Regions from separate parts of the Homo sapiens genome. Here all the other regions are linked to region 3. Evidence: read pairs that join two places in POLR2A ChIA-PET (ENCODE). Cell type or tissue: Panc1. All regions are shown on one strand.

Region 1 (8,000 bases), 99 kb before region 3:
AGCCTTCTGCCCGCACCCCACCACAAATCATCCTACCCTCCTCTGTGGGTTACACACACTTCTCTTTCCCCTGCTTCCTGGGTTTTCAGTCCACAGACCTGGCCAACCTGTGCCATTTTCCTTCACTTTTCAGTTGTCAATGAGGAAGGAGAGAGCGGTATGGATGACAGAAAACTGTGAAATATCCAAAATGTGTTTCTTTTGCCCTGTCAATTCAGGATATGATTTTTATTTTCCAGACAGTTTATGATCCCAGCCCAGGCTCAGGCTTGTTATAGAAAAAGTCCATGCTGGCCAGGCGTGGTGGCTCCCACCTGTAATCTCAGCACTTTGGGAGGCTGAGGCGGGTGGATCATCTGAGGTCAGGAGTTCGATAACAGCCTGGCTAACATGGCGAAATCCTGTCTCTACTAAAAATACAAAAATTAGCTGAGCGTGGTGACACATACCTATAATTTCGGCTACTGGGGAGGCTGAGTTGAGAGAATCACTTGAAGCTGAGAGGCGGAGGTTGCAGTGAGCCGAGATTGTGCCACTGCACTCCAGCCTGGTTGACAGAGCAAGACTCCATCTCAAAAAAATAATAACAATAATAAGAAGAAAAAGCCCAGGTCTCCTTACCTGGCCTCAGTTCCCAGAGGGAAAGGGAACCTGGGCAAGATGAGAGGCAGGTCAATGGGGCAAGAGGGCCACCACAGAGAAGCCACCAAGCTGATGATCCACAGGGAAGCCTGAGGGTTGGCCACCTGTATGGAGCATCACCAGTCAGATTGATTCCCAGGTTTTACAGAGATTCTTTTCCTTTCAAAAGCAGCTCATCTGGAGGACAGAATCCAGCCCCAGCCCAGTTTCAATTTCATACCACACTCGAGCAAGAGGATATGGGTGCCCCAGCTCCAAGTTAGCTGAGAAATGCAGCTCTCAGCTGACATTTCACTGCAGTAACACCAAGATTGCCTTTAATAGCACCCTTGCAGCTGATGGGCAGTGGCTGAGACAAAATTACAAACCCTCCAACCCAGGTGGCCAGGCAAGGGCTGTTTTAACATGCAGAAATAAAAATGCTCCTTGGCAGCTTTATCCCCAACCTGCCATCCTAGCCAAGTTCTTAAAGGGTGATGCTCCGGGGTCCAGCTCACAAACACCTGCAATACTGAGGCCCATGTGGCAGACAGGGGTCTCCAGTAGGAGTCAGTTAATGACAGTGTCAGGAATGGGAAAAACCAAGGAGTCAGTAGAGACATTCCAGTCTAGCAGTGCCCCTGGGTTCCCCTGTGAGATGGAGATGGCTAAGCTCCTTCCTGACCGTCGCTCTCCCCAGAGTGCCTCCTCTCCTCCCCTCCCCTGATGCTGCAGCAGAACCCTGGGGCTCATGCTGCCTTCCTGTTCTCACAACTAAATCTCCGGAGAGCCCCTGCTGTCAAGCTTGTGCAGGGCTTAGTATGACAATTTTAAGTTTTATATTTTGCATTGGAAGGAAAAGTTTTCTACATATGTTAGAGAAATTTTCAGTACCTGTAGATGAGTACAAGAAGTTTAGCAGATAAGGGTACAGGAAGTTTGGGGAATGGGGTACAAGAACCAGTTTAGGAGTTAGGGGGTGTAGGATGTGAGTGAGGGTAGACACGGATTTTCTTGGTCTTCTTAATAGCAACTTCCTTTCCTCTGTGGGGTGCAGATGGAAGATATTATTTTGGCCTCTTGTGCCACATGTTTTCTGCATCATAATTCTTTGGACTGGGGTTACAGATTCCTCCACATGAGCATCTGATCTGCCTGGAAACCTCCTATGTGAACCGTATTTTCTAAAGGTAGTCACAGCATTGCCCATCCCACAGACTCCTGTGGTGAGATCTTGCTGCATCCCCTCAGAGGATAGGGCCAGTTCCCCTCCCCTGTCTTATCTGGGAAAGCCTTGTGACTGCTCTGACAGACAGAATATGACAGAAGTAGATGCTCTGGCCACTCCAGCTAAGTTCCCATGGATCAGAGAGGAACCACCCAGGCAAGCACTCCCCAAATTCCTGGCCTGCAACATTATGAACAAAATAAAATTGCTGTTTGAAGCTACTACTTGGGATAGGAGGTACTTTATTCAGTAGCACTAAGCAACCAGAACAACTTCTCTATCCCAAAATATTCTCCCTAACACTCTAGCATAGTGGGGGCCACAATGACCAAATAGAAACAGCTAAGCAGCTCTAGTCTGCTGCTCCCAGCAAGACCAACACAGAAGGCAGGTGATTTCTGCATTCCGAACTAAGGTACCCATTTCATCCCATTGGGACTGGTTAGGCAGTGGGTGTGATCTATGGAGAGCAAGCAGAAGCAGGGTGAGGCGTCACTTCATCTGGGAAGTGCAAGGAGCCCGGTGACCTCCCTCCCGCAGCCAAGGGAAGCCGTGAGAGACTGTCCCACCTACCCGGGTACTATACTTTTCTCATGGATTTTTGCAATCCACAGATCAGTAGATTCCCTTGTGCATCTACACCACCAGGGCCCTGGGTTTCAAGCACAAAAATAGACCACTGTTTGGGCAGGCACTGAGCTGCAGAAGTCTTTCATACTCCGGCAGTGCCTGGAACTCCCGTGAGACAGGAAAACCATCCACACCCCTGGAAAGGGGGCTGAAGCCAGGGAGCCAAGTGGTCTCGCTCAGCAAGTCCCACTCCCACAGAGCCCAGTGAGCTAAGAACCACTGGCTTGAAATTCCCGCTGCCAGCACAACAGTCTGGAGTCGGACTGGGATGGTCAAGTTTGGTCGGGGGAGAGGCGACCTCCATTACTGTGGCTCTAGTAGGTGGTTTCCCCCTGATAGTGCTAAGGAGATTGAGAGGTTTGGACTGAGCAGAATTCACCACAGCACAGCGAAGCAGCTGTGGCCAGAATGTTTCTCTAGATTCTTCCTCACGGGGCAGGGCATCTCTGCAGCAAATCCAGCAGCTCCAGTCAGGGGCTTACAGACAGAATTCTCATCTCCCTGGGACAGAGCACCCGGGGGGAGGGATGGGTGCTGTCACAGCTTCAAAGGACTTAATCTTTCCTGCCTGCTGGCTCTGAAAAGAGCAGCTGATCCTGACAAGGGGGATTCTCCCAGCACAGCACATTAGCTCTGCTAAGGAACAGATGCCTCCTCAAGTGGATTCCTGACCCCATGCCTCCTGACTGGGAAAGACCTCCCAAAAGGGGCTGACAGACACCTCATACAGGAGAGCTCTGGCTGGCATCAAGCCAGTGACTCTCTGGGACGAAGCTTCCACAGGAAGGAGCAGGTGGCAATCTTTGCTTTTCTGTAGCCTCCACTGGTGACACCCAGGTGAACAGGGTCTGGAGAGGATACCCAGCAAACTGAAGCAGATCTGCAGAAGAGGGGCCTTGCCTGTTGGAAGAAAAACTAACAAAGCAACAATAACAACATCAACAACAACAACAACAACAAAAATACAAAAACCTCATCTAAAGGTCATCAGCCTCAAAGATAAAAGGTAGATAAATCCATGATGATGAGGAAAAATCAGGGCAAAAACACTGAAAATTCCAAATGCCAGAGTGCCTCTTCTCCTCCGAATGACTGCAACACTTCTCCAGCAAGGGCACAGAACTGGACAGAGAATGAGATGAACGAGTTACAAAAGTAGGCTTCAGAAGGTGGGTAATAACAAACTCCGCTGAGCTAAAGGAGCATGTTCTAACCCAATGCAAAGAAGCTAAGAATTTTAATAAAAGGTTACAGGAGTTGCTAACCAGAATAACCAGTTTAGAGAGGAACATAAATGACCTGATGGAGCTGAAAAACACACCACCAGAACTTCGTGAAGCATACACAAGAATCAATAGTCGAATCGATCAAGCAGAAGAAAGGATATCAGAATCTGAAGACCATTTTGCTGAAATAAAGCATGCAGACAAGATTAGAGAAAAAAGAATGAAAAGGAAAGAACAAAACCTCTGAGAAATATGGGACTATGTTAAAAAGACTGAACCTACGATTGATTGGTGTACCTGAAAAAGATGGAGAGAATGGAACCAAGTTGGAAAACACACTTCAGGATATTATCCAGGAGAACTTCCCCAAGCTAGCAAGACAGGCCAACATGCAAATTCAGGAAACACAGAGAACACAAGACACATAATCATCAGATTCTCCAAGGTCGAAATGAAAAAAAAAAAAAAAATGTTAAGGGAAGCCACAGAGAAAGGTCAGGTCACCTAAAAAGGGAAGTCCATCAGACTAACAGTGGATTTCTCAGCAGAAATCCTACAAGCCAGAAGAGAGTGGGGGCCAATATTCAACGTTCTTAAAGAAAGGAATTTTCAACCCAGAATTTCATATCCAGTCAAACTAAGCCTCATAAGTGAAGGAGAAACAAAATCCTTTCCAGATAAGCAAATGCTAAGGGATTTAGTCACCACAGGACTGCCTTACAAGAGCTCCTCAAGGAAGCACTAAATATGGAAATTAAAAACCAGTACCAGCCACTGCAAAAACATACCACAATATAAAGACCAATGACACTATGAAGAAACTGCATCAACTAGTGTGCAAAATAACCAGATAGCAACATGATGACAGGATCAAATTACCACATAACAATATTAACCTTTAATGTAAATGGGCTACATGTGCCAATTAAAAGACACGGACTGCCAAATTGGATAAAGAGTCAAGACCCACGGGTGTGCACTATTCAGGAGACCCATCTCACATGCAGGGACACACACAGGCTCAAAATAAATGGATGGAGGAAAATTTACCAAGCAAATGGAAAGCAAAGAAAAAGCAGGGGTTGCAATCCTAGTCTTTGATAAAACAGACTTTAAACCAACAAAGATGAAAAAAGACCAAGAAGTGCATTACATAACGGTAAAGGGATCAATTCAACAAGAAGTGCAAACTATCCTAAATATATACGCACCAAATACAGGAGCACCCAGATTCATAAAACAAGTTCTTAGAGACCTACAAAGAGACTGAGACTCCCACACGATAATAGTGGAAGACTTTAACACCCACTGTCAGTATTAGACAGATCAACAAAACAGAAAATTAACAAGGATATTCAGGACTTGAACACAGCTCTGGATCAAGTGGACATAATAGACATCTACAAAACTCTTCATTCCAAATCAACAGAATATACATTCTTCTCAGTGGCACATGGCACTTCTTCTAAAGTCGACCATATAATTGGAAGTAAAACACTGCTCAGCAAATGCAAAAGAACAGAAATTATAACAAACAGTCTCTCAGACCACAGTGCAACTACATTAGAAATCAGGATTAAGAAACTCACTCAAAACCACACAACTACATGGAAATTGAACAACCTGCTCTTGAATGACTACTGGGTAAATAAAGAAATTAAGGCAGAAATCAAGTTATTTGAAACCAGTGAGAACAAAGAGACAATGTATCAGAATCTCTGGGAAACAGCTAAAGTAGTATTAAGAGGGAAATTTATAGCACTAAATGCCCTTATCAGAAAGCTGGAGAGATCTCAGATTGACACCCTAACATCACAATTAAAAGAACTACAGAAGCAGAGCAAAATAATCCAAAAGCTAGCAGAAGACAAGAAATAACTAAGATCAGACCAGAACTGAAGGAGACAGAGACAAAAAACCTTTCAAACAATCAAATAATCCAGGAGCTGTTTTTTTTTTTTGAAAAAATTAACAAAATAGAGGGACTGCTAGCTATACTAATAAAAAAGAAAATAAAGAAGAATCAAATAGACCACAATAAAAAAAACAATAAAGGGGATAGCACCACTGACCCCACAGAAATACAAACTACCAGCAGAGAATACCATAAACACCTCTACACAAATAAACTAGAAAATCTAGAAGAAACGGATAAATTCCTGGACACATAAATCCTCCCAAGACTAAACCAGGAATAAGTCAAATCCCTGAATAGACCAATAACAAGTTCTGAAATTGAGGCAGTAATTAATAGCCTACCAACCAAAAAAAAAAAGCCCAGGACCAGATGGATTCACAGCCAAAATCTACCAGAGATACAAAGAGGAGCTGGTACCATTCCTTCTGAAACTATTCCAAACAACTGAAAAGGAGGGACTCCTCCCTAACTCATTTTATGAGGCCAGCATCATCCTGATACCAAAACCTGGCAGAGATACAACAAAAAAGAAAACTTCAGGCCAATATCCCTGATGAACATCGATGTGAAAATCCTCAATAAAATACTGTCAAAACAAATCCAGCAGCACATCAAAAAGCTTGTCCACCATGAAGTCAGCTTCATCCCTGAGATGCAAGGCTGGTTCAACATACACAAATCAATAAATGTAATTCATCACATAAACAGAAATAAACACAAAAACCACATGATTATCCCAACAGATGCAGAAAAGGACTTTGATAAAACTCAACATCTCTTCACGTTAAAAACTCTCAACAAACTAGGTATTGATGGAACATATCTCAAAATAATAAGAGCTATTTATGACATACCCATAGCTGATATCATACTATATGGGCAAAAGCTGGTTGAAAACCAGCACAAGACAAGGATGCCTTCTCTCACCACTCCTACTCAACATAGTACTGGAAGTTCTCATTAGGGCAATCAGGCAAGAGAAAGAAATAAAGGATATTCAAATAGGAAGAGAGGAAGTCAAACTATCTCCGTTTGCAGATGACATGTTTTTTTTTTAATTATTATTATACTTTAGGTTTTAGGGTACATGTGCACAACGTCCAGGTTTGTAACATATGTACACATGTGCCATGTTGGTGTGCTGCTCCCCTTAACTCGTCATTTAGCATTAGGTATATCTCCTAATGCTAACCCTCCCTCCTCCCCCAACCCCACAACAGTCCCCAGTGTGTGATGTTCCCCTTCCTGTGTCCATGTGTTCTCATTGTTCAATTCCCACCTATGAGTGAGAAAATGTGGTGTTTAGTTTTTTGTCCTTGCGATAGTTTGCTGAGAATGATGGTTTCCAGCTTCATCCATGTCCCTACAAAGGACATGAACTCATCATTTTTTATGGCTGCATAGTATTCCATAGTGTATATGTGCCACATTTTCTTAATCCAGTCTATCATTGTTGGACATTTGGGTTGGTTCCAAGTCTTTGCTATTGTGAATAGTGCCACAATAAACATGTGTGTGCATGTGTCTTCATAGCAGCATGATTTATAGTCATTTGGTTATATACCCAGTAATGGGATGGCTGGGTCAAATGGTATTTCTAGTTCTAGATCCCTGAGGAATTGCCACACTGACTTCCACAATGGCTGAACTAGTTTACAGTCCCATCAACAGTGTAAAAGTGTTCCTATTTCTCCACATCCTCTCCAGCACCTGTTGTTTCCTGACTTTTTAATGATTGCCATTCTAACTGGTGTGAGATGATATCTCATAGTGGTTTTGATTTGCATTTCTCTGATGGCCAGTGATGATGAACATTTTTTCATGTGTTTTTTGGCTGCATAAATGTCTTCTTTTGAGAAGTGTCTGTTCATATCCTTCGCCCACTTTTTGATGGGGTTGTTTTTTTCTTGTAAATTTGTTTGAGTTCATTATAGATTCTGCATATTAGCCCTTTGTCAGATGAGTAGGTTGCAAAAATTTTCTCCCATTCTGTAGGTTGTCTGTTCACACTGATGATAGTTTCTTTTGCTGTGCAGAAGCTCTTTAGTTTAATTAGATCCCATCTGTCAATTTTGACTTTTGTTGCCATTGCTTTTGGTGTTTTAGACATGAAGTCCTTGCCCATGCCTATGTCCTGAATGGTATTTCGTAGGTTTTCTTCTAGGGTTTTTATGGTTTTAGGTCTAACATGTAAGTCTTTAATCCATCTTGAATTAATTTTTGTATAAGGTGTAAGGAAGGGATCCAGTTTCAGCTTTCTACATATGGCTAGCCAGTTTTCCCAGCACCATTTATTAAATAGGGAATCCTTTTCCCATTGCTTTTCTCAGGTTTGTCAAAGATCAGATAGTTGTAGATATGCAGCATTATTTCTAAC
Region 2 (8,000 bases), 530 kb before region 3:
TGTGAGTCACTAGGGCCAGAGTGCACCGAGGAATCTGCGTTTTAAACAAGCCGTACTTCTTCTCCTCCCCCAGCCCCTGTCAACTCTGATGCTGGTGGCTGATGGCCCACTCTCTGAGAAACATTGAAATAAGGAAATGTTGCTTGTCACTGTTAGAGGAAGTACATACTGAAGAATCAGAATTATGGAACGCCTTACAAACTGTGGGTTCTCATTTTGTGAGACTGTTGTTTTAATAATGGTTCCTTCAACTCCCGCATAGCCTATTGCAGCAGCATCTTGTTTTTCTGACATCTGTGTTAACTTCCCCCAACCCATCCACACCATATCAGAGAGAGATTTCAGAACTCAAATCTGACTGTGTTACCCTCACTGCTGCCATACTTGAAAATAGTCAGTGGCATTCCATTCAGTGACTTCTCATTTCCCTGAGGGTAAAGACAAAACTCCTTGACAAGTGGCCTAGCCCCATCTGCCCATCCAGCCTCATCTCCCTCCCCAGAGACCCTGGCCTACTTTTGGACTTCTCAGTTGCCCTCCCCTCTTCTCACATCGTGGTTATTTCCTGGTCTCACTGTGCCCTCGGATCTCACCTCATTCTGGGAAACCTCTCCCAACCTCTCATTTATATCGCTCTATTATCTGTTCTCAAAGCACCTTGAAACTCTTCCTCACAGGACACACTACAGTGCTATTTTATGTTTGCTCCTGACATTTTGATTAATAGCTATCTTCTTCTGCAAGACTGTAAGCTCCATGAGAACAGGGGCCACACGTGTATTTTTCACTTTTGTATGCCTGGCATATTCCTCAGCGCCTAGCATGTAGGAACTGCTCAGCAAATATTAATTGAATAGCTTGATTAATGAATTACAAAATAACCTTATGGAATATTGATTGAGTCCTCCTGTGTCCTGGAATGGGGAAAGCCAGTGACTAGAAGATGGAGAAGTCACATTTACACATTTTGGGGAAGGGTATAGACTGAGCAGCAGCTGGCCATCCATGAAGAGCCATGCTGTCCTCTCTTAGGACTAACCAAGCTTCCTGGGCTGTCATCTGAGTTCACTTGATGCGTTCCAGAACTTTGTGTTGATTGATGTTATTTTACATAGGCCTGATGATGTTGACTGCTTGAGAACAAAAGGTGAGTGCTCTGCCAAAGGTGAATCATTACCCTAGATACCACTTAGGGAAACTTACAGCTCTAAGGATTGCTTTATGTAGCGACAAGGTGAAATTTAATATAAACCCTTCGATGCAAACTGAGCTCCTAAATCTTTAGCTTTCTGAGTTCTAGCTGGTATTTGTTGAGGTAAACAAGCTTATGGTCTCAATCATATATGAAATATGTGGGGAGTGAAAGTTGTTTGTATGGTAGCTTCACTTTTATAGAATTCACTCTTGATTAAACTCCATAAAAATGAAAACAGGTCACCTCTAGAATCAACTTATTCTCTTCAACTTTGACATCCTCATGAGTGGGCCTGGCTAATTTTTCTTATTTCCTTTTTGGAGGTTCGTAAGACAAATACACAGTATTTAGCACTACACATTTTTGACCTCTCTGTCTGATATCCTTTTTGCTGTGTATATCTCAGATTCTTAATTGGCAAAGGACCTAAAATTTGTGATATTTTTTCTGATTAAAATAAGTTATTTATTTTTGGATAGAACCCATACACTTGATTTTTTAAAAAATACTGTCGTGTTTTTATGAGTGTAGGATAAATCCAACTGCTAGTCTATCTAAAATGGACTATGGTGATCTGTGGATAGGGTATAGCCACGTTTCTCTCCGCTCTCTCAGGTCTTTCCTCTACCTCTGTCTCCACCTATTTGTTTCTTTTGCTCATTCACTTACTCTAAATACGTCCCTTCCATTTTCTCTCTTTCTCAATGTTACCTTATATTCTAATGCTCTCACTGGTAAATGATTAAGAAACAAAAGATTAATCTTAAATGATTAAGAAACAAGAGAGAACCCCACCTTCTGGATTTGCATCAGGGCATTTTGTCATGTAGAGCACAGGCAAGTATGCCTTTAGGTCAGTGACTAGTCTGTGAGCAGCATGCGGATGTGGCTTTTGGTCCTGGGTGGCGTTACATCAGAGCAGCTTTAAACTCTCTTTGTCACGAGCACATCAGCAGTACCTGCACCCCAGGACCATTCAAAGTGGCCCTGCGACTTCCAGCTGCAAGGATCTGTGTCAGAGAGCACTTTTACTTGAGAACTACACAGAGCCTCACTGCCTCCAGCAGGCTAGAAGAGCCAGGAAATGAATGCCTCAAGAGCTGGCCTCAACTAATGACTCCTCCAGGGTTGGGACACCAACACCTCAGCTCTCTCACCCTGGGGTCAGATAATTCTTCCTTTCCTTGAGTCACTTCCCTACCTCCCTACTGGTGTTTCCTGCATCTCCCAAATGAGCTGCTTGTACTCAATTCCTTGTTCTCTAAGAATTCAGGCTAGACACTAATGATTTAGAAATGCTAACTGAGAAATTAAACTGTAAGTGATATTTTACAGGGGGATGGGCGCAGTATGGATCATGCCTGTAATCCAGCACTTTGGGAGGCTGAGGTGGGTGGATTACCTGAGGTCAGGAGTTACAGACCAGCCTGGCTAACATAATGAAACCCCATCTCTACTAAAAACACAAAAATCAGCCTGGTGTGGTGGCACCTGCCTGTAATCCCAGCTACTCGGGAGGCTGAGACAGGAGAATCGCCTGTACCCAGGAGGCGGAGGTTGCAGTGAGCCGAGATTGCACCACTGCACCCCAGCCTGGGCAACAGAGGGAGACTCCATCTCAAAATAAATAAGTAAATAAGTCAGTGATATTTTACAGGGAGCTGCATTTTCCAAACCTTGGCTCCTCTATCAGTGCCCTTCATCCCCTGCCTTCTTGGCTTTAGAAATCTCTTCGTACATTCCCACCTTTGCTACTCTCTCTGGTGCTCCCTCTTCTTTTTAGTTCTTCAGACAACCTCATTTTTTTCTATCTTGAAAAAGGTTTCCACTTGCCTCCACAATGCCCTTCAGCTACAGTTCTTTAGATTTCCTTCCCTGCCAAACTTTCAAATGAGCATCTGAGAAAATTGCCTCTATTTTCTCCCTTTTTACTTTTTGCTTAACCACTGACAATTTGGGTACCATTGTCACACTTTAGTCAAACAGCTCTCAAGTTCCCACTAACAACCTTCTTATTACAAAATGTAGAGGTGCTTTTTTCTGTTCTCTTGTCATTTCTGCTACCACTGAGTGCCTTGACAACGTTTTCTTTCTGAAAACTGTATCTTAATTGAATTCTTAGAACTTTAACACTGGAAGAGACATTGAGTCCAACTCCTCACCTTATCTCTGGGGGAAACTGAGGCCTAAAAAGTTGGAATGATTTTCCCAGAAAGTTCCAAAGTTGTAAAATCTAAGCACTGAATTCAGGGCATCTGACCCATCATCTGTGGTAGTTTCTGAACCACCGTAAAAACTGCTTTTGGTAAGTCCTGATTCAATCCCTTCAAAATATTCCTGATTTTTATTTCCTTCTGTATAAAGACTTTCCAACTAGTCTCCTAGCTCCTTCCTTCCACAGCCCATTCTCCATTGCAGCAGTCAGGATGATGTTTCTAAAATGTAAATCAGAACCTACCACTCCCCTACGTCTAGACTTCAGTTCCTCTTTAGTGCACTTAGAATAAAATCCAAACTTCTTCCTATGCCTAGAAAGACCCTCTATGGTCCAGCTCTCTTTCTGATCTCATTTCCTGCTAGCCTTCCTCTTTTAGACACTATGCTCCACCACAGACCCTCCCTCAGCTGGCCAGCAAGGCAGGCCTGGCCCTGCCACGAGTATTTGCCTTGCTAGTCCTTCTGCTGGGAATGCTCTTCCCCAAACCACTGCACAGCTACTTCCTCCTCATCATTTGGCCTTTGCTGTAATGGCCACCTCCTCACTCAGCCTCACTCTGTTGTTAGCACATCTAACATTGCCCCTAACCACACCACTCTCTATCAGATGATATTATTTTCTTCATAGCATTTACCACCAGCTACTAATACCTTATATTACTTACAGATTTGATTTGGAGTTTGTCATGTTTACCAACATTAGAATATAATTTCATGGAATATAGGAACTTTGTCTTGTTTTCCATACTCCATTAGCTAGATCAGCAAATGGCCAGTAATCCATGTTTAACAAAACATTTGTTGGATGAACAAATGAGTGAATTGTATCTGAATTTTTGTCTCATTTCCAAGCATCCTCTCCCCCTCCTTTTCTCCCCAATCCTATTATTCAACTATTCTCTCAAAAAGCTTTTCTCTATTATAATCAAACTGATTTCCTTATAAACCTGTAAGGACAAAACTTACTCTTGACTAGGAGCCTTTTAAAATTTTCTCTTTCACCAAACACCGACCCTATGCCTCTCTAACTATTTAAGTTGTATCACTGTGTTAGAGTATGAGTCACATTCAGTTTCCATAGAATCATGTCTCACAGCTTTCATTGATTGCCCTTTCTTCAAATTATGTAAAGTGACCCTGACGTTTTATGTAATCTAAATACTGATACATAATCCATATTGTCTTTAATTATTTCTACATCATAATACTTGGGCACTGTATCTAGGTACTTTAAGAGTGTGTGTATGTGTGTGTGTATGTGTGTGTGTGTGTGTGTGTGTGTGTGTGTGTGTGTGTACGATAGGGCAGTGGCTCCTCATTATTTGCAGATTCTGCATTTGCAAATTTTCTACTCACAAAAATGTATTTGCAACCCAAAAATCCATACTTGTGTCACTTTTGTGGTCATTCGTGAACATACATGGAATGGTGAAAAATTAGTCACCCAAGGTTCACGTTACTAGCTGAGATGGAGCAAGGCAGCACTGACTGTGCCTTGTTGTTTTAGCTTTCATGCAATAAACTAGTATCCTGTTTGTGGTCTATTTAGTGATATGCTTTTTGTATTTTGTGCTTTTTGTTGGTGATTTCACTGTTTGACATGGCCCTGAGTGTAGTGCTTAAGTGCTGTCTGGTGTTCCTAACCACATGCAGGCTGTGATGCGCCCTACAGATAAAATACATGTGTGTCGGATAAGCTTCCTTCAGGATGAGTTACAGTGCTGTTGGCTGTTAGGTCAGTGTGAATGAATCAACAGTATATGTTAAATGTAAGGTGTCTTTAAATAGAAATACACATAAAACAAGATTATATAATGGCTGGTTAATGAAAATGTGACCAGAGGCTCACAGGAACCTAACTCTGTATGTCCCCTAGGAACAATAATTTCACATTTCCTAAGTTGGTGTACTGTTCATGAAAATTTTAGAGAACATAACCATTGTGAATGACACGAATTCACTATATGGTATGTGAGTGTATATATGTTGACATTAGCCTCATTTAGGAGTTTAGGAGACAAAGACATCAAGACTTATTGAAATTAAAAAGTTTGTCCAAGGCTAGGTGTGGTGGCTTAGGCCTGTAATCCCAGCACTTTCGGAGGCTGAGGAGGGTGGATCACCTGAGGTCAGGAGTTCGAGACCAGCCTGGCTAACCTGGTGAAACCCTGCCTCTACTAAAAATACAAAAATTAGCTGGCCATGGTGGTAGGTGCCTGTAATCCCAGCTACTCAGGAGGCTGAGGCAGGAGAATTGCTTGAACCTGGGAGGTGGAGGTTGCAGTGAGCTGAGATCGCACCACTGCACTCCAGCCTGGGTAACAGAGCGAGTCTCCATTTCCAAAAATAAAGGAAGTTTGTGTAAGATCATTTGCCAAACTGCTAAATAAATGTTAGACCTGAAATCTGGCTGTCACATTCCAAAGTCTTTTGGCTTTTCATTTACCACCCCAATGGCTTTTCTTTGTTTTAATTAGCTATTGGGCTCTGATTATTACAGGATACTTCTACAGATACACACACACACACACACACACACACACACACACACACAAAGAGTCATGTACCTTATAAAGATGTGTGATGGTGGTCTCGTAAGATTATACCATGTTTTTACTGTACCTTTTTTATGTTTAGATATGTTTAGATACACAAATACTTGCCATTGTGTTACAGTTGCCTACAGTATTCAGTACAGTAACATGGTATATAGGATTCTAACCTAGGTACCATATAGCCTGGGTGTGTAGTAGGCTGTACCATCTAGGTTTGTGTAAATACACTCTATGATGTTTACACAATGATGAAATCTCCTAAGGAATGTGTGACTGTGTATATGTGTATGTGTATGTGTGGATATATGTATGTGTGCATATATACATATGTATATGTATAAAATATAAGTGGCATATGCTGAGTGATGAATGAAAAACTATATACAGAAAAGTAAAATGAAGATAATTTTAAAACAGCTTGCTTCATCAACCTAAGTTAGTGTTTACTTACAGTCATCCCAAACCACAAAAGAGAAGTAAAGGTACTTCTTTGTTTAGGAACAGTATCTACAAACTTCATATTCCTTATCTTGGAAATGTAAGTCTGACAGGTGACCAAACCCTAAAAAATCAAAGCTATAAAAATGCTACCATGACCTGGACTTGTTTCCTGGCCTGTGGATGTACATCTTAAACTTGCCTGGCATTTATCTGAGCTGAACTCACACCTGCACATGGTATACAGTTACACATGCTTGGGCCTGATTTCATAAAGAACTACAACCTTTCTAATCAACTATGCATTTATATATACAGAGATGACAGGAGAAATTAGATCCTGAAATCTGTACATAACAGGTTCACATGGATGAATTCACTGACTTTGTGGTCTAAAGTGATTTATATATACACACACGTATACACTGATACATATATATGTATAAATGTATACATATACATTAAGACATATTTTTACATAATTCATAATTTGTTTTCAAAAAGTAACTTAAATATTTTTGGAACCTTCAAAGTACCTTGATGAGCACAGTTTGAAAACGCCGTGGTTTTTTTTTTCTTCTTATGTTCTTCTTTTCTAAGTAGATTGTATGAGCTCCTTGAGGGTAAGAATGATACGTTTTGTGCTTCTGTATTTGCAAATAGATCTTAGTTTAGTATTAAAATATAGAGAAGTCTTTTACCACTGATAATCCAGTTTTGTTCAGATGGTTGACAACCAGCTACATTAAAGCAAAGATTTCTGCAGCATTGTGTTTAGAATTAAATAGTGTAATGGAAGGATGTCACCTGATTGTGGGGAGCAAGAGTCTCCATGCACAAAATGGATCCTTTTTTTTTTAATATGGTAATCTCTTGATACTTCTTTTTCCCTTGAAAACAAGAGCTATTCATGAGGCTTAACTTAGTACTTCTCAACTTTCAAAAAGCTTCCAGAGACAAGGTTGAGTGAGGGGCTTCCAACAGTGAGTCAAGACAAAATAACTTTTTATGTCTGCCTCAAGGCCATAGTACGAATGCTGAACAGTGTTACAGAAAGGGACTGAGGGATCCTTAAAAGTTGTGTCATTATTGAGCTGAAAGAACTAATAGGTGTGAGCTTTGAATTCTGAAATCACTCTTATTTCAGTATTTTGTGATATTTTATATTCTTTTAATTAAATGGCTGCATGTCCAGTGACTTTAATGACCCTATCTTGAGGAGCTATGCCTTTCACAAATGAAGGTATCAAAATTGATGTATTTTTCCACAGTTTGCAGTATAGCTGAGTTTCATTGTGCAGATAAAATTGGATTAACCACATGACTCCACCTATGGCTTTGCTGGCTTAGTCACTTCTCCAACTGTGCAAAGGACAACTGCATTGAGAGATGGCAACCCAATGGCCTTGTCCTTCCAGGGGTCAGTAAAAATATCTACTTCATTTTTTAAAATAAACCCCTCTCAGAATTTGTTTAGCAAACTCCCAGCCCCGGAAGAATGCACACGCAGGAGAATGATTCCAGCCTTTTCAGCCTCACACTCATGCTTATTTTTCACTGGAGATTATTGAAAACAGTAATTCTTTCTTGCTTCA
Region 3 (8,000 bases):
CTAATTATAGCAGTCCATGCCTCTCCAGTTGCCAATGCAAAGAATCAATATTGCCTAAATATGCAGAGTGAAGAGCGATATAAATTTTTTAATGTTGAAAAAATGTTCCTCAGTCACCATGTGCAAGTGTTGGGAATCTGTGAATATCTCCGAAACCACAAATTGTAAGAAAAAAAAGCAGCAAGGAAATGGGCACTCAGTACTGCTGTGAAACCACAGTTCATTATACATGAATCTATTGCATCGCTGATATGTGAGAGGAAGCCTCCGACAAGGTAATTCATTTGTTTTCTCTTCTTACCTAAGCAGTTTTGCTGCTTAAATCTTCTCTGAAGTCCAAAGCTGTGTCTGACTCTGCCTTTCACAGGGGCATGAGCCAAAAGCCTTCCTGGCAATCAGACAGGCCCACCTTCTGTTTCAAGGACGCAGGACCAGAGATGAAGGAAAGCATTTCCCTGGGGCCTGAGCGGTGTTAATGGCGGTCAGGGAGCGGACATTTAGAGCATCTGTGTGCTCTTTACAGGAAAGGAGCCCCCCTCCACCCCCACGCCCAGCCATAAGGACTCAACTGCAGAATCCCATGTCTCTAAGGCAGGCAGCAAATTTGAGATGAGACCTGGGCATCTACAGTTGTCTACATGGGTTTGTTGCAACGACCTCATGCTTCTAAGGGAGTGATCAGTCACCACTCTGAGTGAAATGTTTGTTTCACGATTTGTGTTTTTCTATTTCTTGGACCCAACTACCTCTCCTGCTTTCCAACTGAACAATCACGTCCCTTTTTCTAAGAGGGAAGGAAAAAGTGGTTGGGTGGTACTCACTGAGACAGGGTAAAATTGGGTCTCCAATGTAATCCCTTGCTAAGTGATTTTCAAGGACAATTGTGACTCTACAGGCTTTTTTGCCTTGACACTGACTTTAGAACCTGAAGTCCCAAAGCAAAGAATGAAGAAAAAAAACTGCATTTTCAAGGAGAAACACCCTGGGAACACACACCATAGGAACTGGAGCAAAATCATCTCCAGAAGCAGGTGAAATTCATGGGTGTGAGTGCAAGCACACGGCAAGATCTCCCCTCTGCGTGAAGAGCGGATTAAGGTATTTTGTGACTTTCAGTCATATAAAACCCCAAGCCTGAGTCTTAGATCATTAAGACACAGAAAGTTTCCCCTCAGAGGTTATTGACAATCTCCCATCAGTTCTAGTCACATCTAAACTTAAATTAGTTTAAACTATTGCTTTCCTCCTAGCACCTAGCATAACAGCTAAATGGAAGAAATGGAAGCTTCGGTGTGATAGAGAAGGGGAAGAAAAAGAAAAAGAAGTCAAGTGTATTAATCACTCCATTCATTAGGGCCCTGCCTGGGGCCCTTCCATTGCCACTTCCCACACACAGCACCAAGCCCAGCATTTCATTTTGCTGGTTTGTTAAGTATAGATGACTCCCTGACTTGAAGGGGATTCAAAGTTTTATCTTCCTGGTATTTTCAGTTCTTTCCATGGTAGGCATTCAATAAACATTTGCTATCTGCAACAACAACAACAACAAAAAAAAAAGCATATATGCATGAAAAGAAAGTCTGTACTGGAAAATGAATCCAGATTCTTAACCAAGAGTTTGAAAGCTAACTTTTGAAATGCAGCGTATCTGTAAACAGGGAACTGTCTGCCCTGACCATGATCCCTCCCAGGGCTCTGCATCCCACTTGTTTGTATATGCATCTCATTTCCTGTTCTGGGAGCACACAGGGGTTGAAGATGTTACCCTCACTTTGGGCCCAGAACAGAGGCTGGCATATAACAGGCATGTAACTATACTTATTTGTGAAAAAAATCAAGGAATAAAGAAAATAAACAGTCACTTGAGGCAGGCTTCTTATGAGCATGGCTATGGATCAGCCTGCTTGAGTTTTTAATTTACTTAAAAATTTCTCTTGGCTGAGACCTTTACCCACATAGACAAACAGCAGAGAAGAGCGTGTCCTTCAGGCAGACAAAGGCAAGTAGGCTGGAGGGAATGTGGGGCAGGACTGCTCTGAGCACCCCCACCACACACACCGGTTGTGGAAAGTCACGCCCTGCAAGGGCACATGTGCCTCTCATATCCTTCCTGGGTCTTGTTGCAACTGAGCCACTTTAGCCTCTTTTGACTTTTTTTCATGACAATTTTGCCATTATTATTATTATTATTTTAAATCTCAGTGACTGAAAAAGTTTCAAACTAGGACATTCTCTAAAGTACTTTGGCTGAGCACGCCATGAGTTCCTTCCTTCCACACTGACCCTGATGTCAGTGGTTGTTAAACTTTGTTAACTAGTGGATCCCTTTCCATTTCCACCCTCTCATTAATCCAAGCACCGCGTTGGTATTTACTTGCCCACTTTTGGAATTCAAACTAATGTCAAAGCCATTTCCAATTGTTCTTCCTCTTTCCTGCATCAATCTGTCACCCAACTTATACATCCTTCCCCTAAAAAGCTGCCCCTGCATCTCAGTTCACACCCCTAGGAAGGAGCAAAAAGGGAACTGGGATTGGAACCCAGCAGTCCAGCTCCAGGGTTCGTGTTCTCATGTCACCACCCCTTTGCCCTAGTCTAACCAAGAACCACAATTCAGGTTATTGTGAGGGCAGGCGAGAGATGGTTTTCAAACCTTTCTGCCACAATAGAACTCACTGCAATTAACCACTGCTAGAAAACGGCCACTGGCCCTTTGTTCAACATTTCTATCAGTAGGGGCACTAGCAAGAAAAGGACTCTGTCCTTTGGAGATGGCTAGGGTCCGTGACCTACCATCAGCACAGGGGGACTCTGTAATATTTCTCTAGGACTAGGGCTGAGCTTCAGGGAGTCACCTACCATCCACAAACCTTTGTTAGGAGGGTTCTGTGGTCACAAGATACAAAGTAGGATGGGAATAACTAGGTGTCATGTTTCGATGGAACCCACAAGCTGTAACAATGCACCTTGGACTCCAATCCCTTTGTAGACAAATATGGGAGGCAGCCTGGAGCAGCCCCATAGGAAGTGGGCATGCTGTGAGAAACTGGAGACAGCACAAGCAGTCCAGCGGTGTTCAAATTCTTTAAAAAACAAGCAGCAAACACTGAGCCAAACAAACAAAACATATCCTGGCCACCACTAGCTCCTAGGCTGCCTTGTTGTGAAAACTGGTTGGTGACTCAGGTTAATGGATAAATGCTTTGTATTCCCTAAGATTTTTAAAAATCACTTCTCTCTTCAGAGCCAGCTAAACCTGTGCTGAAATGGAACCACTTCAGCAATAAGCCTCCACAGAATCATCTGAAGCAAATTAAAGTGTTTCTCTCAAAACAATCCTTTTTCTGGAAGGCATTCAATCAGGGTACTCCTTCAACTCTCTGTTTTCTTTCTGAGTGGTAGCTTTTTGCTATATGGAAAAGATAAGAACAATCTCAGACCTATCCAAAGGCATCTAATTTTCCTGTGACAAAAGTCCCACCATTGTCAAGTGGAGCCGCATCTCAGCAGCCTTTCAACAGGATAATCTGTCCTCCTTCACAGCCATTTACCAAGCGCCTCTTGGCATATTGCCTCAATGATGTTTGAGGGGTTATTTCTACCCAGGTACCTTTATTTTGAGCTGCACATTAGCCTGTCATCAAGACACTGTTACCACAAAAAAATAAAATAAAATAAAGAATTAGTTGCTCACCTTTGGTTTTCTCTTGATCTTTAAAATAAACAATGGGCTTGACACCATTGTGATTTTCCGAGTTTAACTGCTGCTTTAAATCAAATTTCACATCTAATGCTTGTTACGAATGGCCAGGTGGAGCATGAAGAGAAATCGTGTTTGTGATTTGGCCTCCCAAGCTATTTATGTTGGAGAAACAGAAAGCTGCATCCTGGGGGAATACTCTTATGAATGTTATTATGAATAGCATCAGGGCTCCAGCCTAGCATTTTGGCATTTGCCACTAATCACTTATGCGCCACATGTCATCAGAATTAAACATACACATGCTCGCTGCGACATATTAATATGCTGCCATGGCAGAGCAGGGGAATTCCGACAGCCATGGAAGCCAGGAAATGACTAATGGAGGCCTACTTTCCCCTTCTCTCCAGGGCTTGGGCCCTGTGTACCCTCAGGGTATGACAGAAGGGCCTGGAGAATGACTAAAGGATGATGCAGAACTAAGGAAGACCTTCAACTTGAAACAAGGATTGTATACTTTGAGACTTAAGGCATCAGTTGGTAAATTTTTTTCTTTAAAGGGCCAGATAGTAAATATTTTAGGTTTTATGGGACCACATAGTACTGTCGCATATTTTTTTTTCTACAACACTCAAAAAAATGTAAAAAAAAAAAAAAAAAAAAAAAAAGCTTGCTGACATTACAGGTATCATGAGCTATATAGAAACAGGGATTGCCCATACGTAATTTGCTAACCCCTGACCTAAGGGAATCAAGTGGTTGTCTGCCAGTGACCTCAAGCCAGCAGGGCATGTCAAACTTAGGAAAGCAGTGTACTGAGTGACTTGAGCCTGCAGTCTCAGCTACTTGGGAAGCTAAGACAGGAGGATCACTTGAGCCCAGGAGTTCAAGGCCAGCCTGGGCAACATAGCAAGATCTTGTCTCTAAAAACAAACAACAACAACAACAAAACCCCAACAACTTATGAAAGCACTCAGGATCCTCCTATTGGAGTCAGAGCTATGACCTAATTATATATAAGCATGGTTTCTACATGAATGGTTGGACCTTGCGTATCTGTTTCCATCTCTAAGTGACCCATGATCCTTCCAGTCAGGAACTGAAAATACCTGCTTCAGATTAAATGCTGCCTCCTCCAGGAAGGCTTCCAGGATTGCTGCAACACTCCGTCCCTTCCCTGAAACCCCAATGTTTATGGCTGTTGCCAGACTTTTGGCAATACTGTTATGACAACATGACCTCTAAATACTAACCTCTTAGTAACACTTCATGGTTCACCAAACAGTTTCACTAGCCAGGATAATATCACTCAGGCTGCAGGTGCAGCCCCAGAGTTAGGCTCTCAGAGGTCAAGTATGTTGCCCGAGGTCACATTACTAGGAGGAGCCATCTAGCTCCAAAATCTATGCTCCCTACATACAGCACTGGGGGACCTGCCCCTAATTCTCCCTTGACATGTCAGCCTTCCTTCCCTGGTGTCTTGCAATTTCCTTGCAGTCAAGGAACATGTCTAATGCCTCTCTGTAGCCTCCCAGTCAGAGCTGGATACCTACGAGGCCCAGTACATAATGTCTATTCAGTAAATACCTGGGGTTAACTCAGAGCTGAAGCCCATGGAGGCTGGCAGAGAAGACCCCCAAAGACTATTATGACACAAAGTAGAAGAGGAGAGTGGGGCAGCCTCTGCCCGCCAACCCACAGGCCCAGACATGACACGGAGCAGCTGCCTCAGGAGGTAGCACCGTGGGAGCAGAGCCAGGGCCTACACTTCACACATTCTGGTCTCCACGACCCTCCCCAGCCAATCACACACACTCCCTGCATGTCTCTTCTCAAATGCTTCCCCAGGAGCATCTATGAAGGAGTATGGTGTAGTGCTAAGGCTTTCAAAATGTATGTCAGACTTACTCATGATCATAAACTCAGTTTACTGGCTTCAGATTGGCATTTTCGTTAATGAAATGAATAGAAGAGAAAAGATCAAAATGCACTTCACATTCAAAGGTAAGGATGGGTGAATATCGTTCAGTGAAACTTTTGTTTGCTCTGCCTGTGCGGGTGTGTGCACTTGTGCATGTGTGTGTATTGTCTTGCTATATCAAAGTTTAAGCAACTCTAACACAGTGGTTAATACTGCAAGCTCTGTAGCCAACCTGCCTGGGTCAGATACACCTCAGGTTCTTAATTGCTGTGTTACCTGAGGCAAGTTCCTTAAACTCTCCGTGTTTCAATTTGCTTATCTCTAAAATAGGATAATTAACTGCACCTGCCTCATAGGGCCTTGGGAGAATTCAATGAATGAGCATACAAAAAGATCTTAGAACACCTGGCACATAGCAAGTAAATTTTTTAAAACGTTAGTTAATATGATTAATACAATGATCCACATAACCACGCTGCGGGATGAGGAGACACACTGCTGTTATCTGATTTGATTGATGGAAACTGAGGCAGAGAGAGATGGACCGAGCAGAAGCACCAAGCCAGCACCAGCCTCTTCTGTCCCCACAAGTCGGCAAGCACCATGCCACATCACTGAAATTCCTTCAAGCCGGGGGGCTCTTTACTAAGCTGAATATAATCACAAATACTACCCACCTCTGATATTTCCCATCTCTGTGATGAGGATGGATGATACATTGTAAAGTGCTGAGAGCACCTCACAGACAAGTGTGATATAAATTCCAAATGTCATTTTAACGTTCTCATTATTATTATTAAAATGGCCAAAATGCGGAGAACATGACTCCAGCAGCCTCGAGTTTTAATGGGCCTCAAAAATATGAATTCTGGGGACAATTGGTTACCATGGTGCCTACATCTCAGATGGACTAGCATGACATAAGTAATGTCTAAACAATCAACTGTTTACTTCACAGTGAAAGTCATTTTTCCCTCCCTGGGGCAGAGTTTGTTTTGGAAATAAAGCTGAGCTTGATGACACTCTTCCAAAAATTCATTTTGATATATCGATTGCCTTGGCCAATAATGCCTTGGCCTTACAGGTGCGTGAAGAAGGCATCAACGTGGTAATTTGTCAAAAGCTCCCGCCTAGAATGGGCTGCCAGGGCCTGGAGCTGCTGCTCTTGCTCTTCCAGTAACTTCTCACAGGACAAAGGTCAAAGGCAAACAATTTCAAAAGCTTAGGGACTCGGGGGGCCTCAGGGCCTAAAGCTCTCTTTCTGGAATGAGCACACAGCTGGGGCCACCTGAGAGTCTTTCAGAGGCTCCTTATAGCCATCAGGAATTGCCCTTCCTGGGCTGACACTTTTGCTTTCTGAAAACGAACTTAAAACATTTTTCTATTGTATCAGACATTGACATACAATGGAATGAAAAGCAAATGTCCATGCATCTTTACTATATAATCTTCACACTCTTTCTATTCCTTGGAGTGCTTAAGTCTGGAACCCATATCCCCTTCATGTCTTATGTCTATGGGGACTTTTGAGACAAACTCCTCAAGTTTACCACTTCAAGCTTTACACGAGAAAATATGTGGAGATTTGCTCAAAATGTTACAAGTCTGTGGCCTGGCAATGACTAGAACCAAGTTCTCTTGAGTCCTCAACCAAAATTCTTTCTGTAATATCACAAGGTCACTATAGGCAACTACAGTTGACCCTTGAACAGTGCAGGCATTCAGGGTCTAACACACCCTTCCCTGCACAGTCAAAAATCTGTATGTAACCTTGGACTCCCCAAAGACTTAACTACTAATTACCTACTGTTGACTGGAAGCCTTACCAATAACAAACAGTCGATTAACACATATTTTGTGTATGTATTGTATACATACCATAAAGTAAGCTAGAGAAAGAGAAAGTTATTAGACAATCATAGAGAAGAGAAAGTATATTTCTGTTTACTAAGTGAAAGTGGATCATCATAAAGGTCTTCATCCTCATCATCTTCATGTTGAATAGGCTGAGGAGAACGAGGAAGGAGGGGTTGGTTTTACTGTCTCAGGGGTGGCAGAGGCAGAAGGGGTGAAGGAGGTGTGCGGGGAGCAGGAGAGGCAGGCACACTCGGGTCAACTTTACAGAAATACACCATAATTTCTGTCTTTTTTGCCTTTGTATTTCTCTAAAGATGTTTCCATATGGTACCAGCCCTTCTTTCACCGTTTGCTTTACTTTCAGTGTCTGTGTCTGTATCATAGAATGATCCATGTAGTAAAAGAAGCCAAAAAGAGTCTCGAATAATTAGAAGCTTTGGCCAGATTGTCTAATATTGTCCATTTGTTTCTGGCACTGCTTCTTTTATGTCATCTTCCTCGTCATCTGGCGTTGATTTGGAA

The links. Peaks named below come from ENCODE experiments on the same cell type or tissue, not always from the same donor. Only the 100,000 strongest peaks of a DNase experiment are listed, where the experiment ranks them.
Region 1: POLR2A ChIA-PET joins it to region 3 with 15 read pairs; 2 of 35 experiments call an interaction of 5 or more read pairs at or near these places.
Region 2: POLR2A ChIA-PET joins it to region 3 with 25 read pairs; 2 of 35 experiments call an interaction of 5 or more read pairs at or near these places.

What each region holds. Positions count from the first base shown.
Region 1 is chr2:132,533,676-132,541,675 of GRCh38, reverse strand. All of the region lies in intron 1 of GPR39 (G protein-coupled receptor 39), which reads right to left. Among named protein-coding and RNA genes, the nearest start is that of MIR9986, 100 kb to the right of the region's middle. In Panc1, no CTCF peak of the experiment used is centred here; no DNase peak of the experiment used is centred here.
Region 2 is chr2:132,963,871-132,971,870 of GRCh38, reverse strand. The region is part of intron 7 of NCKAP5 (NCK associated protein 5); the gene reads left to right. Among named protein-coding and RNA genes, the nearest start is that of NCKAP5-AS1, 52 kb to the right of the region's middle. In Panc1, no CTCF peak of the experiment used is centred here; no DNase peak of the experiment used is centred here.
Region 3 is chr2:132,434,942-132,442,941 of GRCh38, reverse strand. The region is part of intron 1 of GPR39 (G protein-coupled receptor 39); the gene reads right to left. Among named protein-coding and RNA genes, the nearest start is that of MIR9986, 5.2 kb to the right of the region's middle. RefSeq lists an enhancer at 3,952-4,246. In Panc1, a CTCF peak has its summit at 2,755; a DNase peak (open chromatin) is centred at 4,121; H3K4me3 peaks cover 1,682 bases; H3K27ac peaks cover 6,164 bases.